Regions from separate parts of the Mus musculus genome. Here region 1 is linked to region 2. Evidence: chromatin loops called from intact Hi-C (ENCODE). Cell type or tissue: left cerebral cortex. All regions are shown on one strand. Each heading gives the region's core, and the rest is flanking DNA. Links, peaks and the distances in the headings are about the cores only.

What was found. Peaks named below come from ENCODE experiments on the same cell type or tissue, not always from the same donor. Only the 100,000 strongest peaks of a DNase experiment are listed, where the experiment ranks them.
Region 1: it touches region 2 in a loop (4-fold over the local background); 10 of 42 quality-filtered maps call a loop at or near these places.

The regions. Positions count from the first base shown.
Region 1 is chrX:20,054,194-20,062,529 of GRCm38, forward strand. It overlaps Chst7 (carbohydrate (N-acetylglucosamino) sulfotransferase 7), which reads left to right and starts at 5,377. Exons shown (of 2, transcript NM_021715.1): 1 at 5,377-7,015. The coding sequence starts at 5,523. The coding sequence ends at 6,977. In left cerebral cortex, for the core only: CTCF peaks have their summits at 4,987 (motif pointing left), 6,232 and 6,439; DNase peaks (open chromatin) are centred at 5,303, 6,213, 6,720 and 7,653; H3K4me3 peaks cover 1,915 bases.
Region 2 is chrX:20,154,176-20,162,511 of GRCm38, forward strand. It overlaps Slc9a7 (solute carrier family 9 (sodium/hydrogen exchanger), member 7), which reads right to left. Exons shown (of 17, transcript NM_177353.4): 8 at 8,259-8,336; 9 at 7,969-8,057; 10 at 7,753-7,866; 11 at 5,457-5,568; 12 at 4,640-4,793. Among named protein-coding and RNA genes, the nearest start is that of Chst7, 99 kb to the left of the region's middle. In left cerebral cortex, for the core only: CTCF peaks have their summits at 3,573 (motif pointing left) and 7,701 (motif pointing right); DNase peaks (open chromatin) are centred at 3,534, 6,268 and 7,744; H3K27ac peaks cover 448 bases.

The DNA.
Region 1 (8,336 bases), core at 185-8,184, 100 kb before region 2:
AGCTCTCACTTGCAACACCTGAGCAGGGTTGTTAAGAGACTAGGAGAAAGCTGCAGCAACACCAGCTCTTGCCCTGTCTCCCATACTTGTACCGTGTTCCCATAGATGTGTCCCCAGGCCATTGTCAGCCACCCTACTACCCAAGCTACTCTGTGGCACAGGTTGGGAAATGAGCCTGTGTGCCTACCCACTCAGTCCATGGCACAGGCCTGAACCCTCCCAGACACACTTGCATGGACCCCACTCCATGGTCTCACGTTACCCCTGTCAGCCCTCCAATTTCTTTCCATTCTGGTTCACATCAACTCTAAGCCAAGTGTACACTAGACAAAACTCTACCATTTGTCTCTTTCTGTGTGTATCTCTTCATGTGGTTTTCTCTACTGATACAACCTGTCAAAGTCATTTAACAATTAAGAGAAGGTTTTCATTATATCCTGCCTTGGTAAATAAAGATTTTTTTAAACAATAAAAGGTTAAAGATCACTGCCTTAAATATATGTTTAGCCTTAATTTTGCTACTGTCCTTAAGCTATAATGTACTCTATTGGCTAGATACATTCTCAAACAAGTAATTAAACAAACACAGGTTGCTTAACTCAGATTTTCTCAATAGATACTGCTCTCTCGCAATCTTGTCAGAAAACTGCTAAGTATAATAATGTTTCAGCTTATGACAGACAGACTCTCAAAGCCTGACAGTTACCCCCCCAAAGTCTCTGATAAGATAATGGACACTGACAAGACTGCCTGGATTGTGGTATGATGACCACTGAAAAACACCACCATTGCCTTGCCCACTGCCAGGGCTTGGTCTACACTACGGACAAAACAGGATACCCTGAGAGTCAAATGTTTCATATTACCTAAGTCAAGGTGGGTCATTTCTCATTTCACACTTATCTACTCCACAGGAAAAAGGGAAAAAAAAAAGCTTTTCATCTTCTGGCAGCCAGACTGACTCTGCCCAAGTTGCCATGGAGATCACAGGGACCTCGGAACTGTTTAGGTAGTGGACCATAGATCAAACTCTGTCATTTTAATTAATACATGACTCCTAGATTATAATTTATTCTTCCCCAGATTTCTGACTATATTGACAGCTAAGGTAACTGTAGCTTGACAGCTAGAAAACAGACCTAGAATGATCGTGGGAAGTTGAGGGAGAGGGAGATGTGGGGGGAAGGGGGAAGGTGGAAGGAAATGGGGGGAGACAGTATCAGGAACTGGAGGGGATGTGAGAGAGGTACAGAGGGTCAGGAAATTGAACAAAAATATGTAACACCGGGCATGAGGAACTGGGGATAGCCACTGGAGGATACCAGACACTGGGGAAACATGAGACTCTCAGGACCCAATGGGCATGACTTTATATTTTATTTAGCTGAAATATGCAGAGAAGAGGGAGATAGAACCTGTAGAGACCACCTCCAGTAGATATGCATAGCACCTGGTCTAGGGATGGGGCTGTCTATCTCAAAGTTTTAACCCAGAAATGTTCCTGTCCAAAGGAAGAACAGGGACAAAAAAATGGAACAGAGACTGAAGGACTCTCTGGGGACTGCCCCACCTGGGGATCTATCATGTCTGCAGACACCAAACCCCACACTGTTGCTATGGTCAAGAGGTGCTTGCTGACAGGAACCTGGTGTGGTGGTTCTGTGGGAGGTTTGGCCAGCAACTGACCAATGCAGATATAGATACTTGGAGCCAACCATCAGACTGAGCTCAGGAAACCCAGTGGGGGAGCTGGTGGAAGGATTAGAGGAATAGCGGGGGATTTCAACCCCATAGAAAGAACAACATAGGCGTGCTGGACCACCCAGTGCTACCAAAGACTAGACCACCAACCAAGGAATGTACTGGGAGGGATCCATGGTTCCAGATACATATTTAGCAGAGGAAGGCCTTGCCTGACAACATGGGAGAGGAGGCCCTTAGTCCAGTGGAGGTTTGATGCCCCATTGTGGGGGGACGATTAAAAGGTGGGGAGGGAGAGGGTGGTTGGGAGGGAGAGGGAGAGGGGGAGTGTGTGGGGGAGCATCCTCATACAGGCAAAGGGGAGCGGGGAGAGGATAGATGTGGAATAGGATGAGGGGTTGGTGCAGGGTAACCAGAAAGTGGGATATCATTTGAGATGTAAACAATGGGATGATTAATAAAGTTTTAAAAATTTTTTAAAAATCAGACCTAGTTCCTTATCCTAAGGTAATCTGCCACTATATTAGCTCATTAATAAATTCATTAACTACCTAAGACTGCCAGGTTTCTTACAGACTTCACGATAAAGGATACACAAGTTCAGATGTAAGTTTTCACAGATGTAACCTGTTACTTCCTTATGTAAACTCAGTTTCCCATCACTAAATGCTCCCCTTCTTATGCCATTGTCCTAACATTAACCAATAGAGTTCATATAAATTAGCCTAACTCTAATAAAACATTCTACTATATGATCCAACTGTATAAACACAAGTTCAAATTTTAAATTCTCTTTGATTGTCTTAAAGTCTTTCTTGTGCTGAATCTACACTATAAGATATCATGCTCAAATGTAAGTTTCCCTTGGTTGCCTTTTAACTATAGACTTAATGTGGTTTTCTTGCTAAACTATATGATCAACTATAATATTCACAAGGTCAATGTTTTGAGTTTTCTTTGTTCCACAAATATAAATTTAAAATTGTTTCTCTTTATGCTAAATGTATACATATCCAGTCCCCTAGACAGAAGAAAAAAGCCCTTCTTGCTCCTTCTGCTCCACGAAAAGGTTTTGTTTTCCCTAAGCTCATCTTAAAGACTGTTAATGTTAACAAATCTATCTCCTTTGTAAATGTGTAAGCTACAGGAAACCCACTCATAACTACCTCTCATGGACCAAATAGACTCCATCCAAATAAGCACATCTACCTACTCCAGAGGGTAGAATTCATCTCCTGTGCCCTGAAATTGGGAATTACCTCACCCACAACCACCAAGACCTAAGGGTTTCAAATGTACTTCCAAAGAAATAAATGTTCCCTCCCAAACGTACTTAACTTTATTCTCTACCTATAGTGTGTGTGCGTGTGCGTGTGCGTGTGCGTGTGTGTGTGTGTGTGTGTGTGTGTGTGAGTGTTCAGCATCTTGTCACATCCAGGCATTTAATTCATCCAGGAGAGCTCCAGAGAAGTCACCCTCAGATGCTCCAATCTCCTCTCATAGATGCAGATGTTTCTACTGGACCTGCTCTTTCCTATCTATCCACAGATGGCTCCACAGACCCTAGATAGCAAGGAAACAGCCAACTCTCCTAAGGCAGGACCACATCCCATTACCCATTTTCTTAGGTTTCCTAGAGACATGTCACCTCAGAGTCAGCAGGAAGTAGCTAAGGATCACAATGATGACCCTATTCCTGCTCCACCATCGCCTTTTTCAAAATTTTCCTTTTTTAATTAAACCAAAACAGGGTAATGTTGGCATTTAGTCTAGGCTCTGCCCCACAGTTACCAGGAAATATCCAGGTGTGCCTGACTCATTATAAAAGGAGCTACTTGCCCCATCCTCTCTCTTTCTCTCCTGCCCTTGCTAACCCTTACCCTCTTTTCCCTCTCTCCCCATTCCCCTCCCCCCTTCCACATGCTCACGACCAGTCTCTACTCGTCTCTTCTCTTGCTCTGCCTTTCTCTGTCTCTACTACCCTCTCAGCTACCCTCCCCATGCCGTGAATAAACTCTATTCTATACTATACCATTGTACAGCTGGTACCTCAGTGGAGGAAGGGATATCTCACTATGGGCCCACAGAGGCACACAACTATCTATCAACTGAGCTGTGACTCCAGGTCCCTCTCCCATCTCAGAGTTAGTGTTGGAAGATAAAGCCAAAAGGGACAGTTGGAGGAGGATAATTGTAATTTTATTGTCTCCATTACTGGGCTTGAGGTTTTTATAACTAACAACAGAAGTTATTTACATTCTGCTCAGCCATATATTTCTCCCCAAGTGAGCCCAGAGCAACCTTTTTTGCTTAAAAAGGGAAAAGGAAAAATATAATGGAAGCTATTAATTTTATGTTGCAAAATAGTATCCTTGCTACAAAGGAGATTAATACATAAGTGAGTGAATGTTACTGATGGAAAATGAAGAGGTTCAACATGGTTTCTTCTGACAAAAAAGTAGCAAGTAATGACACTGTTGGGAAAGGAGTGCAGTGGTACCCCTGGTTGGAGAAGAGCAGAGAATTTTGAATAGTCCTAGAGGCTTGAGATTTGGAATTGACAGGATGTCTGAGGTTAATGGTGTTAAATTTCTCTTGGTGTAAACATGTCCTTTATGGAATGTTTTGCAATTGTGTTTGTGGGTTTGGGAAAGAATGGCTTTTCTAGGGGAGTAATGAATGACAGAAGGCAAGGAAGTTTAGTTTATTGCCATGAGTGTTATTAAAATAATGGCACAGGACCAGTAAGATGGCTCAGTGAGAGCACTTGCCTAGAGCTGATCCTAGCAACCTGAGTTCAATCGCCAGTCTCCAGGACATGCAAGATGAGAGAAGAGAACCAACTCCCTCATGTTGTCCTCTGACCTCCATACATGTGCACACACAGGCACACAGGCACGCACGCACACACACACACACACACACACACACACACACACGAATATAATTTGAGAGAGAGAGAGAGAGAGAGAGAATTGCCCATAGTCTTTTAGATGAACACGAAGATTTGAGAAAAATGTAAAGGGAGTGGGCAAGGTGGATCAGAAATAAAGAATATATATACAAGTGGCTGGAAAGTGTGAGAATTGTGGGCAAGAAACAATGATTGACAAATACAAAATAAATAGTTTTCATATATAAGGAATACAAGAGAAGGGCTGGAGAATTAGTTCAGTGATTAAGACCACTTACTGGAGACCCAAGTTTGGTTTGAAACACCTATAGCTCTGATTACACCCATCTGCAACTCTTGTTTCTGGTGATCCAGTGCCCTCTTCTGGATTCTGCTGGGACCAAAACAGGAAGAAAAAAAGTGTCATTCTCCAGGTGGGGAATCATGTCCAGTCACTGGATGCCTTCTGTACACATTGTGACTCTCCCTTGCCTGAAGTTGGTTGGTTAGCAAACTTAAATTCGTTTTGAAGGAGTTAGGGAAAGGTGGAGTACACTCAGTGCACCCCAGAGGGTGTCCCTGCCCTGTGGCAGCCCTGTCCAGCTCTAGCCCGGCGTTGAGCAAACCCAGGAGCAGAGCGTAAGTGGGCGGGGAGAAGTTTCGGGTACCATGGGCAGGGCCTGCAGCTGCTGAACCGGCCAATGAGCGCTCTCAAGAGGCTGAGCCAAGAAGGAGGCTGAGTGTGCCGCCACCACTGCCTCCCAAGTTTCCTGTAGTGGATACACCGCCCGGCTGCTCCACTCCGCTCCACCCAACATTGAGGGAGACCCGAAGAGGCCGGAGCCGAGGACTTTGGGCTGGGTTTTCTGGACAGAACCAGCAGGCGCCTACTCTGCTCTGGGTGGGGAGAGTGAGGATTCGGTGAACTATGAAGGGCCGGCGGCGGCGGCGCCGAGAGTATTGCAAGTTCACGCTGCTCTTGGCGCTGTACACGCTTTTGCTACTTCTTGTCCCCTCTGTACTGGACAGCCACAGCGAGCAGGACAAGGGCAGGAACTGCCCCGGCCTGCAGCGCAGCTTGGGTGTGTGGAGCCTGGAGGCGGCGGCGGCCGGGGAACGTGAGCAGGGCGCTGAGGTGCGGTCCCTGGCCGAAGGAAACCCGGATCGATCCCCCGGGTCCCCCGGCAACCTCAGCGCCGTCGGTGAGGCGGTGACCCAGGAAAAGCAACACATCTATGTGCATGCCACCTGGCGCACCGGCTCGTCCTTCTTGGGCGAACTCTTCAACCAGCACCCGGACGTTTTCTACTTGTACGAGCCCATGTGGCATCTGTGGCAGGCACTGTATCCGGGCGACGCGGAGAGCCTGCAGGGCGCACTAAGAGACATGCTGCGCTCCCTCTTCCGCTGTGATTTCTCTGTGCTGCGCCTGTACGCGCAGCCTGGGGACCCTGGGGAGCGAGCACCGGACTCGGCCAACCTCACCACGGCCATGCTTTTCCGCTGGCGGACCAACAAGGTCATCTGCTCGCCGCCTCTGTGCCCCGCCGCGCCCCGGGCACGCGCGGACGTGGGACTCGTCGAGGACAAAGCCTGCGAAAGTACCTGCCCGCCCGTTTCGCTCCGCGCCCTGGAGGCCGAGTGCCGCAAGTACCCGGTGGTGGTCATCAAAGACGTGCGGCTACTGGACCTGGGAGTGCTGGTCCCTCTGCTGCGTGACCCAGGCCTCAACCTAAAGGTGGTGCAACTCTTCCGAGACCCTCGGGCCGTGCACAACTCGCGCCTCAAGTCGAGGCAGGGACTGCTGCGCGAAAGCATCCAGGTGCTGCGCACGCGCCAGAGGGGCGACCACTTCCACCGGGTGCTGCTGGCGCATGGAGTGGATGCCCGTCCGGGAGGCCAGGCCCGGGCTCTGCCCTCGGCGCCACGCGCTGATTTCTTCTTAACCAGCGCGCTTGAGGTGATCTGTGAAGCGTGGCTTCGCGACCTGCTATTCACCCGCGGCGCGCCCGCCTGGCTGAGGCGTCGCTACCTGCGGCTGCGTTATGAGGACCTGGTGTGGCAGCCCCAAGCCCAGCTGCGCCGCCTGCTGCGCTTCTCTGGGTTGCGGACACTCGCCGCGCTTGATGCCTTCGCATTCAATATGACGCGGGGCTCGGCCTACGGCGCCGATCGTCCCTTCCACTTGTCTGCGCGGGACGCCCGAGAGGCTGTGCACGCCTGGCGCGAACGTCTGAGCCAAGAGCAGGTGCGCCAAGTGGAAACCGCCTGCGCCCCTGCCATGCGTCTGCTTGCCTACCCTCGAAGTGGGGACGAACGCGACAGGAAGACCGTCAGGGAAGGGGAGACACCACTGGAGACCAAGGCCAATTGGGCTGTGTAATACCCTGATCCCTGAACCCTGCCCCGGGGCGTATTCAGGTAAAGTGACACAGTATAAGGAACAGTATTTGGGGAGGGGGAATCCTGAAACAACCAGCGGGGTTCGGGGAGGGGAGTTGAAGGGTGGTTAGAGGGGTCAATGCTGTCCTGAATCACAAGCTATCAGATCACATCCAAGATCATGTCTTGTTTGATAGATTTGAGGTGCTTCAGTGAGTTCGTTCCTTACCTTCTCAGAGGAGGTCTTGGAAGTGAGAGAAGTTGTGTAAAGGTAGCTGAAGCAGCCTCCAGGTCTGCTCTCCCAGCCCCCTTTATAAGGCATCTAAAGTCCAAAGCCAGTAGAGAAAGTCTAAAGCACCCCAATGCAACTTGAGAAAGGTAACTAACATGGAGTGGAGTATAGGGTTTAGGAAGTCCTTCCAGGCATATGCCTGTTTATCCTGTGGGACAACATTTTGCCATGGTTGTCTGCTGTCAAAAGAAAAGCAAAAACAAGGTGTTGTGAAAAAGTTTGAATTTTTGCTCCTATTTATCCTTAATTTTTCTGTCTGATATTTCTTTGTCTTTCTCTTCTACAGCTCCAGGGCTCTCCTCCTGGGTACTAAGCACACAGGCACAGTAAGGCAGCTCTTGCAACACATTTGTGTGTTTCCAACCCTATTACAAACAAGTAGAACTGACATTCCTTTCCCCTGGCTTCGTGGGCCCTTTTCCCTCTTCTCTTCCCCTCTCTCAGAGGCTGACTGCTGTTTGCAGGATATCTGACCACAGGTCACAAAAGCTGCTTGATCAGCTTCCTCTGGTGCTCTAAGAAGGCTGGGCTGGGTTTTCCCCAACTTCATCATGGCATTTTTTTTTTTTTGATAGATGGGGCTTTAGACTGGCAGTTAACAATTTGTCAAGTAAACCCCTCTTTTTTTGCCATTTTCTATAAAGTGGTTGCTAAAATGGCCTCAAAAAGGCTCTCTCTATATGTGTCCAGTATTGAGTTAACAGATGGCGTGTAACACTGGGCCAAGGGAAGACTGTTCTGTATGATGCTCACCATAGGAATCTAGTCAGTGGCATGGGAATGCATTTCCCCAAACCCTGTGAATTGGAAGAGTGCCTGCTGCCTTCTGTACAGTGCAGACCAGAGGAGGAAGAAAAGCATTGCAGGAAGGCCGGAAGTGACTTAAGTTTCCATTCATTATTTTATAGTGTAATTCAGTATTCCCTGGGGATGGACTGGAGGGACAAAGGTTGAAGATGTTAATGAAGATGGATTTTTTTTTCTTTTTTCTTTTTGGTTAGTAGAGTGGTTTGGGGAAGCTGGCTAATTGAATTTGCTTCTCCCAGTAATCAAATCAGTTTTTGTAAT
Region 2 (8,336 bases), core at 72-8,071:
AAACTCCTAATAAGTTTCATAGTATTAACATTTCAAAACTCCATGATAGATACAACCAATATCAGAGAGACTAAGAAAATGATGAACTCCTGTTTATTAGCTGTCTGATAACCAACACTTCTTGCTTGAGAAGCCTTGTTCTGTGCTTTGTGTACAGTTGGCCCTTTATATCTATAAGCTCTGTCTGGAAATCTAATCAACCCAAGATTTAAAATATCTCCCAAAATTGCTTATGTGCTGAGCATATAAATCTTTTCTCTTGTCATAATTCTCAAAACAGCATGGTACTATAGTTGTTTATATAACATTTACACTGTAGGAAATCTCAAAAGCTTTTTGATATCATTTAATGTGTTTGAGATGATGGGCATGGGTTCTGGACAAATACTACCCCACTTTTATAAAAACCTTCAGCATCTGCAAGGTTTATTATCCATAGGGAGGTCAGGAACAAAATTTCAAAAACCCAATTATATATTCATGATATATGTTCTGTAGGTAAAGAAGGGATTAAAGAGGTTAGATCATGGGGATATGTCTCACTGGAACAGCACTTGCCTAGCATGCTTGAAGCCTTGAGTTCTATCACTAGCATTAATAAAGTCAGATATTTTGCCTTTGTTCCTAGTTACATGATGGTGAGTTATAGTTTTTAATGCATCTTTGAAGTTTGTGTTCTCTACAATTCCTGGGAATAGCAAAAAAATGAGAAGCCTGGAGCCTTTATATAATTAAGGGAGATGCTTTAAAGTACTCATATAAAATTAGGTATAACTGTGAATGTTTTCTGAATACATAAGTGAATTTTTATGAATGGAATGAGAAATTAATTATAAGACTTCAAGTTTTCAAAAACTCCTCAATATAGTATATATAGTATTATAGCTATATTTTATTATTCAACATAGCTATTATTCATATAACATAGTATCATTCATATAGCTTATAGTATTATTCAATATTTTCAAAAGCCCAATGAGTACAAATATCAGAGTGTCTGAAGAAATTACAAAATTATTTATTACCTATCTAATAATTCTCTACACAAGATGAGCACCCCTACTCCAAAATCTGAAATCTGGCATAAAATAACTTCACAGGTCACAGAATGCAAAGACTCTCAGGGTTATACATGATACACAGTGTCAATCGCAGTGTCTTGTCCTCATGCTGCTACAAAGAACAAAGACTGGTGTCTCAAATTGAAAGCCACATAAGTATATTTTCTTTCTTCAGGTCCATATTCCCAAGAATGGGCTGTGTTTCTTTTTTTTCTGTTTGTTTTTATGTTTTTGTTCATTATTATTATTATTATTAGGTATTTATTTCATTTACATTTCAAATGCTATACCAAAAGTCCCCCCCCACCCTCCCACCCCCACCCACTCCCACCTCTTGGCGCTGGCGTTCCCCTGTACTGAGGCATATAAGGTCTGCACAAACAATGGGCCTCTCTTTCCACTGATGACCGACCAGGGCATCTTCTGATACATATGCAGCTAGAGACACGAGCTCTGGTGGGGGGGAGGGGGTACTGGTTAGTTCATATTGTTGTTCCACCTATAGGGTGGAAGATCCCCCCAGCTCCCTGGGTACTTCCTCCAGCTCCTCCATTGGGGACCCTGTGATCCATCCAATAGCTGACTGTGAGCAACCACTTATGTCATTGCTACGCCTGGGCATAGTCTCACAAAAGACAGCTATATCAGGGTCCTTTCAGCAAAATCTTGCTAGTGTATGCAATGGTGTCAGCATTTGGAGGCTGATTATGGGATGGATCCCCGGGTATGGCAGTCTCTAGATGGTCCATCCTTTAGTCTCAGCTCCAAACTCTGTCTCTGTAGCTCCTTCCATGGGTGCCTTGCTCCCAATTCCAAGAAGGGGAAAAGTATCCACACCTTGGTCTTCGTTCTTCAAGAGCTTCATATGTTTAGCAAATTGTATCTTCTATCTTGGATATTCTAAGTTTCTGGGCTAATATCCACTTATCAGTGAGTACATATCATTTAAGTTCTTTTGTGATTGGGTTACCTCATTCAGGATAATGGCCTCCAGGTCCATCCATTTGCCTAGGAATTTCATAAATTCATTCTTTTTAATAGCTGAGTAGTACTCCATTGTGTAAATGTACCACATTTTCTGTATCCATTCCTCTGTTGAGGGGCATCTGGGTTCTTTCCAGCTTCTGGCTATTATAAATAAGGCTGCTATGAACATAGTGGAGCATGTGTCCTTCTTACCGGTTGGAACATCTTCTGGATATATGCACAGGAGAGGTATAGTGGGATCCTCCGGTAGTACTATGTCCAATTTTCTGAGGAACCGCCAGACTGATTTCCAGAGTGGTTGTACAAGCTTGCAATCCCACCAACAATGGAGGAGTGTTTCTCTTTCTCCACATCCACGCCAGCATCTGCTGTCACCTGAATTTTTGATCTTAGCCATTGTGACTGGTGTGAGGTGGAATCTCAGGGTTGTTTTGATTTGCATTTCCCTGATGATTAAGGATGCTGAACAGTTTTTCAGGTGCTTTTCAGCCATTCGGTATTCCTCAGGTGAGAATTTTTTGTTTAGCTCTCAGCCCCATTTTTTAATGGTGTTATTTGATTTTCTGGAGTCCACCTTCTTGAGTTCTTTATATATATTGGATATTAGTCCCCTATCTGATTTAGGATAGGTAAAAATCCTTTCCCAATCTGTTGGTGGCCTTTTTGTCTTATTGATGGTGTCTTTTGCCTTACAGAAACTTTGCAATTTTATGAGGTCCCATTTGTCAATTCTCGATCTTACAGCACAAGCCATTGCTGTTCTGTTCAGGAATTTTTCCCCTGTGCCCATATCTTTGAGGCTTTCCCCCACTTTCTCCTCTATAAGTTTCAGTGTCTCTGGTTTTATGTGGAGTTCCTTGATCCACTTAGATTTGACCTTAGTACAAGGATATAGGAATGGATCAATTCGCATTCTTCTGCATGATAACTGCCAGTTGTGCCAGCACCATTTGTTGAAAATGCTGTCTTTTTCCACTGGATGGTGGACTGTGTTCCTTAATCCAACCCATAGTATCAAAGCTAGGAAGTTGAATTTCTAAGCACTCCAAATGTTATGAGGAAAGCAATTTTTAGCACCACACCCCTCTTATTGATGGACAATACTGTGTACAAGCCATGGTAAGACTTCTCGGATTCCAATCCTGCCTCATCCTCTCAAGACTCTACAACCGGGGCAGAGACCATATTATCTCCACTATGGGGATGTTGTGAGAACCAATATATTAACATGGAAATGCAAACGGCACGTGCAATGAAAGCATTAGTGAGGATACTGATTGTCACCAAGACGCCCTTGCCTTGATTTGCAAGCTGAGACACACTAGCACAAAAATGGCATAACTGGCAATAGCCAAACCCAGGAATCCCTGCCTATCGTCACTAATCCTTTCCAGCTCAGATGGAAACAGCTATTCTCTCAAATCCTGTTTTTCTCCTTGGCAGTATATAGGAGCTTCAAGTGTCTTTGGCAGAGGAGAGAAAACAAGCTGAACACCAACACAGAAAGATATATATCGCCACCTTGTGGCTTTTTAGAGAGTGACTCTTCAGGCATTTTCATTTCCCAATGCCTGGTTGAAGGGTCATAGTCACCCTGTGCAAAGGTAAAACTACAACAGGTGGCCAGAGTACATTCAGCAACACAGAATGCAGAGGCAGAGTTAACACTTGGATGTGGGGAACCCTGGCTGTACTCTGGCATAAGGCTTCATTTCACGTTGAGGAAAATTGGACCTCAAACACATGAGAGATCAGAGATCAGTCATTGTTGGGCTGTGGGTCTCTGGACTCCTGTTTCAGTCAGTGACTTTTTGACTATATGGTGCTATAGATCACAATATAGAAGTCAAACACCCTTCATAAAAAAATTTCCTGAGTCTGGGTATGGGGACAGTTGCCTCTAATCCTAGTGGTTGGGAAGTAGAAGCAGGAGGGTCAAGAAAAAAGAAAAAGAAAGAAACTGGTCAACATCCTTCTGTCCTGACAAAACCACATACAAAAGATGTCACAAGGCTATGATAGATGAGGGTTACATAGAAAACTAACTCACTCTTACTCTCTCTCTCTCTCTCTCTCTCTCTCTCTCTCTCTCTCTCTCTCTCTCTCTCTCTCTCTCCCAGAAGCAAGGAGAGGCATGGTGTACAAATTCCTAAGGAGGGGGGAACTCTACTTGAGTCTTTTAATGTCTGGCTAGGGAGCTTCTACTTCTGGGCCCAGCTTCCACCACAAAGAGACAGGAAACATCACCAGGGCTACATGTCTGTTCCTTTTTTCCTGTAGCTTTAAGACTTTGAACTGTTCTACAAAAGTCACTGTCCTGGTCAGAGCCAGCTCATCCTAATTTCCTGTGTGTGCTGACTATTTTGATTGTTTTCTTTTTTTAGAATTCAATGAAATTTTGTATCCTGTAAAATCTCCATACTTCAAATTTTAATTTAAAAAAATACACTCTCAAACACACACACACACATTGCTTAAGCCAAAAGAATGAAAACCTTTCACCAGTACAGCCTGCATGGCACACTGAACATTCTCAAGGATAGTGACAACTGACACATTCAGACACAAGATTGATTTGGTTATAAACTGACCTTATATTGAGCCATGACAACATGGGTGTCGTGCCTCCACCAATGACCCACACAGTGAAGAAGACAATGAGCAGTGTGGTTGTGAACATCATCTGGCGGGCATACGATGCCGTGTCACGGATAGCCAGTGCAAATGCCATCGCTCCTCTCAGGCCTGTGGCAACCAAACAGGAAGGTCTTCTGGTGATGTGAGGACATGGCAACAACTCCTCAAAATTAATTGTCACATGTGGGGGTAAAAGTTCTAGCCACATGCTCTGGGAGCCAGGATGTCTAACCCAGAGAGAATCGCCTTAGAAGTGCGCAATCTTCTTTGCAGCTGGCTTTCACAGAATTTCCAGTATGAGAAAAAAAGCACCATTTTGTACAGCACATTCTAGAACACTGGCTACTATTACTATTTAAATGGTTCTCTTGCTAGTGAGATGAAAGAAAGAGAAACATGCATAATAACGAGCTCTCTACGTCTTCTATCCCGTCAACAGAAATGCTGGCTGAGTATGAATATATCCGATGCACACTTGTGGAAAACAGGGTGTTATTTTTCTTAGCAAAGGAGAGAGTACCTCACTGAATAGTGAAAAGACAGGTTGACCTGTAGCAGGGTTTTTGAGACAGGGTCTTATATAGCACAGGCTGACCTCAAATTTAATATTTACCTAAGCATGTTTGAACTCCTGATCCTTTTACCTCCCCCTTCCTAGTCTGCGATTATACATATGTGCTACCAAGCCCAGTTGATTATATTTTAATCATATCACTGTTGGCTAAATAAAATGTATTTTCTTTATATATACATGTATGTATATATATTTACCTGAAAACATCATCATGTGTTGAAAATTCCAGCCAATCTTATGCCTTCTGCCCAAGTTGAGGAAGAAGGAGAGTGGGTAGATATGTGCAGCTCTTCCCAGGAAGATGGCAACCTGACCACCAGGTGATAAGGAGCCAACACATTTCCAGAACGACACTTCAAAACACTCTGATTGACCATAAAATTTGAGCAGCTACTCAGAGAAGCTTGATTTCCCCCTACAACAATCCCTCAGCAACAAAATGGGAGTCATTTGGTCAACTTTTCTACTTCTTAGTTCATTAATTTCAAGCTTATAAACACATTGTAACTTTTGAACTAAACTGAACTGGTATTGGCAGATTCCTCAATTTCTCAAAAAAATGAGCCCAGAAATAATCTAAAGTATGATAGCAGGAGCATGGGCTAAATGAAGCACACACTATGTTGGGCTCTATTTAAAAGAGAATGGCAAGAAAGAAAAGTAAGCCTAGATTCGAACTGTAGAAAGTTTGCTGGGAAAGAGCCAACAAGCTTCATTTGCAAGCAAACATCAGGGAGTTCAAGGCCCAGGGAGCTCAGGAAAATTAGAAGTGAAGAAACTGCGTATTCTTACCACAAACAGACATTCTCTCATACAAATTAACGCAGAGAGAGTTCTCTGCTTATGTAGCTTTACTGCTCCTTGGGAGTGTAAAATGTAGAAAAGGATGAATAAGAAAAAGGGGTTCTGCTGTGAAAAGCAAAGAATTCAGGGAAACTGGTCATCTTTTCCTTGCCAAGTTTAAACAGCACCCAACAGAGAGAGCTGCCCAATCCCCTGGTCAGAGAAGGAAACTCAGACAGGAGCCAGCAAACAGAGCTTCCGTCCAGCAATGCACCAGCTGCAGGAGCCACAGCTGTCTCAGACAGAAGCCAGGGACAAACTATCTTCTACTTCCTCCAGGGTAAAGTGCAAAGTGTTTTTCTGCCTTTTTTGTTTTTTCTTTCTCCTTTCCTTGTTTGATTTTGTTGTTAACAAAAGGAAATGACAGTGCTTGTAAAGCACATTCTACTCAGAGGTGAAAGAAAAAGCCTCAAGTGGTCAGAAGCCTTTTTGGACTCGCAGAGGATGTGGCTCACCCAGCCAAGAGGCCCTGATCTGTAAACAAGGCCCTCCTCCCACTATCTCTTCCAGGATGCCATGCAGGAAATACAAATCAAAGCAACATGCCAAGTCTTAGTGAAGGAAAGCCAATCCCACGGAAATTAAGCTGTTTTTTAGTGACTATGTGAAGCCACTCAGTAAGATCCTAACTAGGATTCTGGCACTGTCACTATCTAGCAGCTAAGGAGGGGCAGCCCTACACTCTTGCACATGAAACCAAATTCCCAGAAGAAAAAAAACATTCTTTCTAGAAGAGTTAAGGATTCCCATGAGGCCTTGAAAAGGCTAAATAAATAAATAAATAAATGTAAAAAATCAATAGGAACAGATCTTAAAAATCCTGCCCCAGAAAAGTGACTTCAGTGACAATAGTACAATGGTATCTAAGACCATGTGAGCAAAGCCATCAGCTGCTGAGCCACTCCAGGGCACTCACATCCCTCCCTCCTATCTAACCCAAGCACCCAAAATGCCCCACTTCTGAAATATTACATCCCCAAGGGTTGACGTCAAAGAAGTTTTATCTTTTCTTCTCATCCTCTTTCTCATTCCTTCCTCCTCCCCTTCAATTCTATCAGTTTTTTATCTGTTCTTTTTTCCTCATCTCTTCCTTCTTTCAAACCTCTCTTCCTTCCTGTTTTAGAAAAAACAAAGAAGTCTCTCCCAGCATAATCTAAGGGGCAGGGCAGCTTAGCTGAAAGTATGGACACTGTCTACACACACACAAAGGCAGCATGGGTTGGGGCTACCCAAGCTAGAATCTGCAGCTGAGAGCAAGAAGAGTGGAACCTTCTAATCACTAGAACCAGGGAACTGACTCTGTTACAGCTGACATGACAATAGCGACAATAGCATATCTACAATAATTCTGGGGTCTGGCATGGTTATTGACTTTTAGATCTAATCAGGACAGAACTCTACAAAACAAATGACTGCCCAACAAACACTAGCTTAGAACAGAGAATGCCAGAAAAAAAAAGACAGCCCTAGAAATCAAATATATTCAGCTTTAGGAAGCTTCCCACCCCCACTCCCTACCCCACTACAAATACACTGAACTAGAACGGACCCAGCTACCCATTCTAATCAGAGTCAGAATCCTCTTAGTAGTTGCATGCCTTTCCCAGCAGAGGTCACTTCTGTCTACAATGTCAAATAGGAAAAGGATACAAAAGCACCGATGATGAAAATGGGGCTGAAAACGTGTTTCTGGAAGGTGAACAGTGCCAGGCCCATGTAGGAAAAGATGAAGTTCTCTGCCAGGAAGTGTAACACCTCAAAAAGCTGCAGGAAGAAGGAAAAGGGAGGCTGTGAACACTGCATTCCTGGCTGCATTCCTCCTGTCCAGCTACTTGGCAGCCCAGCGGGCTCAAGGACCACTCTTACCTGCTTGCTTCGACTTCGAGATTCTACTGACAGGTTGTTATATGTGTAATGAGCTTGTGTAATCCCACAGAAAAGGACAGCTACAACACCTGTCAAAAAGAGTTTCTAAACGTCAATGGGAAAGACGAGACCAAAAAAATCTACTGACATGAAAATCCATGGCATGCGAGACTTGCCTAACTCCAATCCTCCTTCCCTCCCTCCCCCTACCGCCTTTCATCTGCTCCTCCCTCTTTTCCTCTCTCCCTCCCTCTCTTACAGGCCCTGCTGCAGCCCAGCAGTAAACCTACCTGTAAACCCACAGGCTTCCGCCAGGAGAAAGGTACTCCAGGACATCAGGAAAAAAAGCGCTGTCTCCAGCAGGGGGA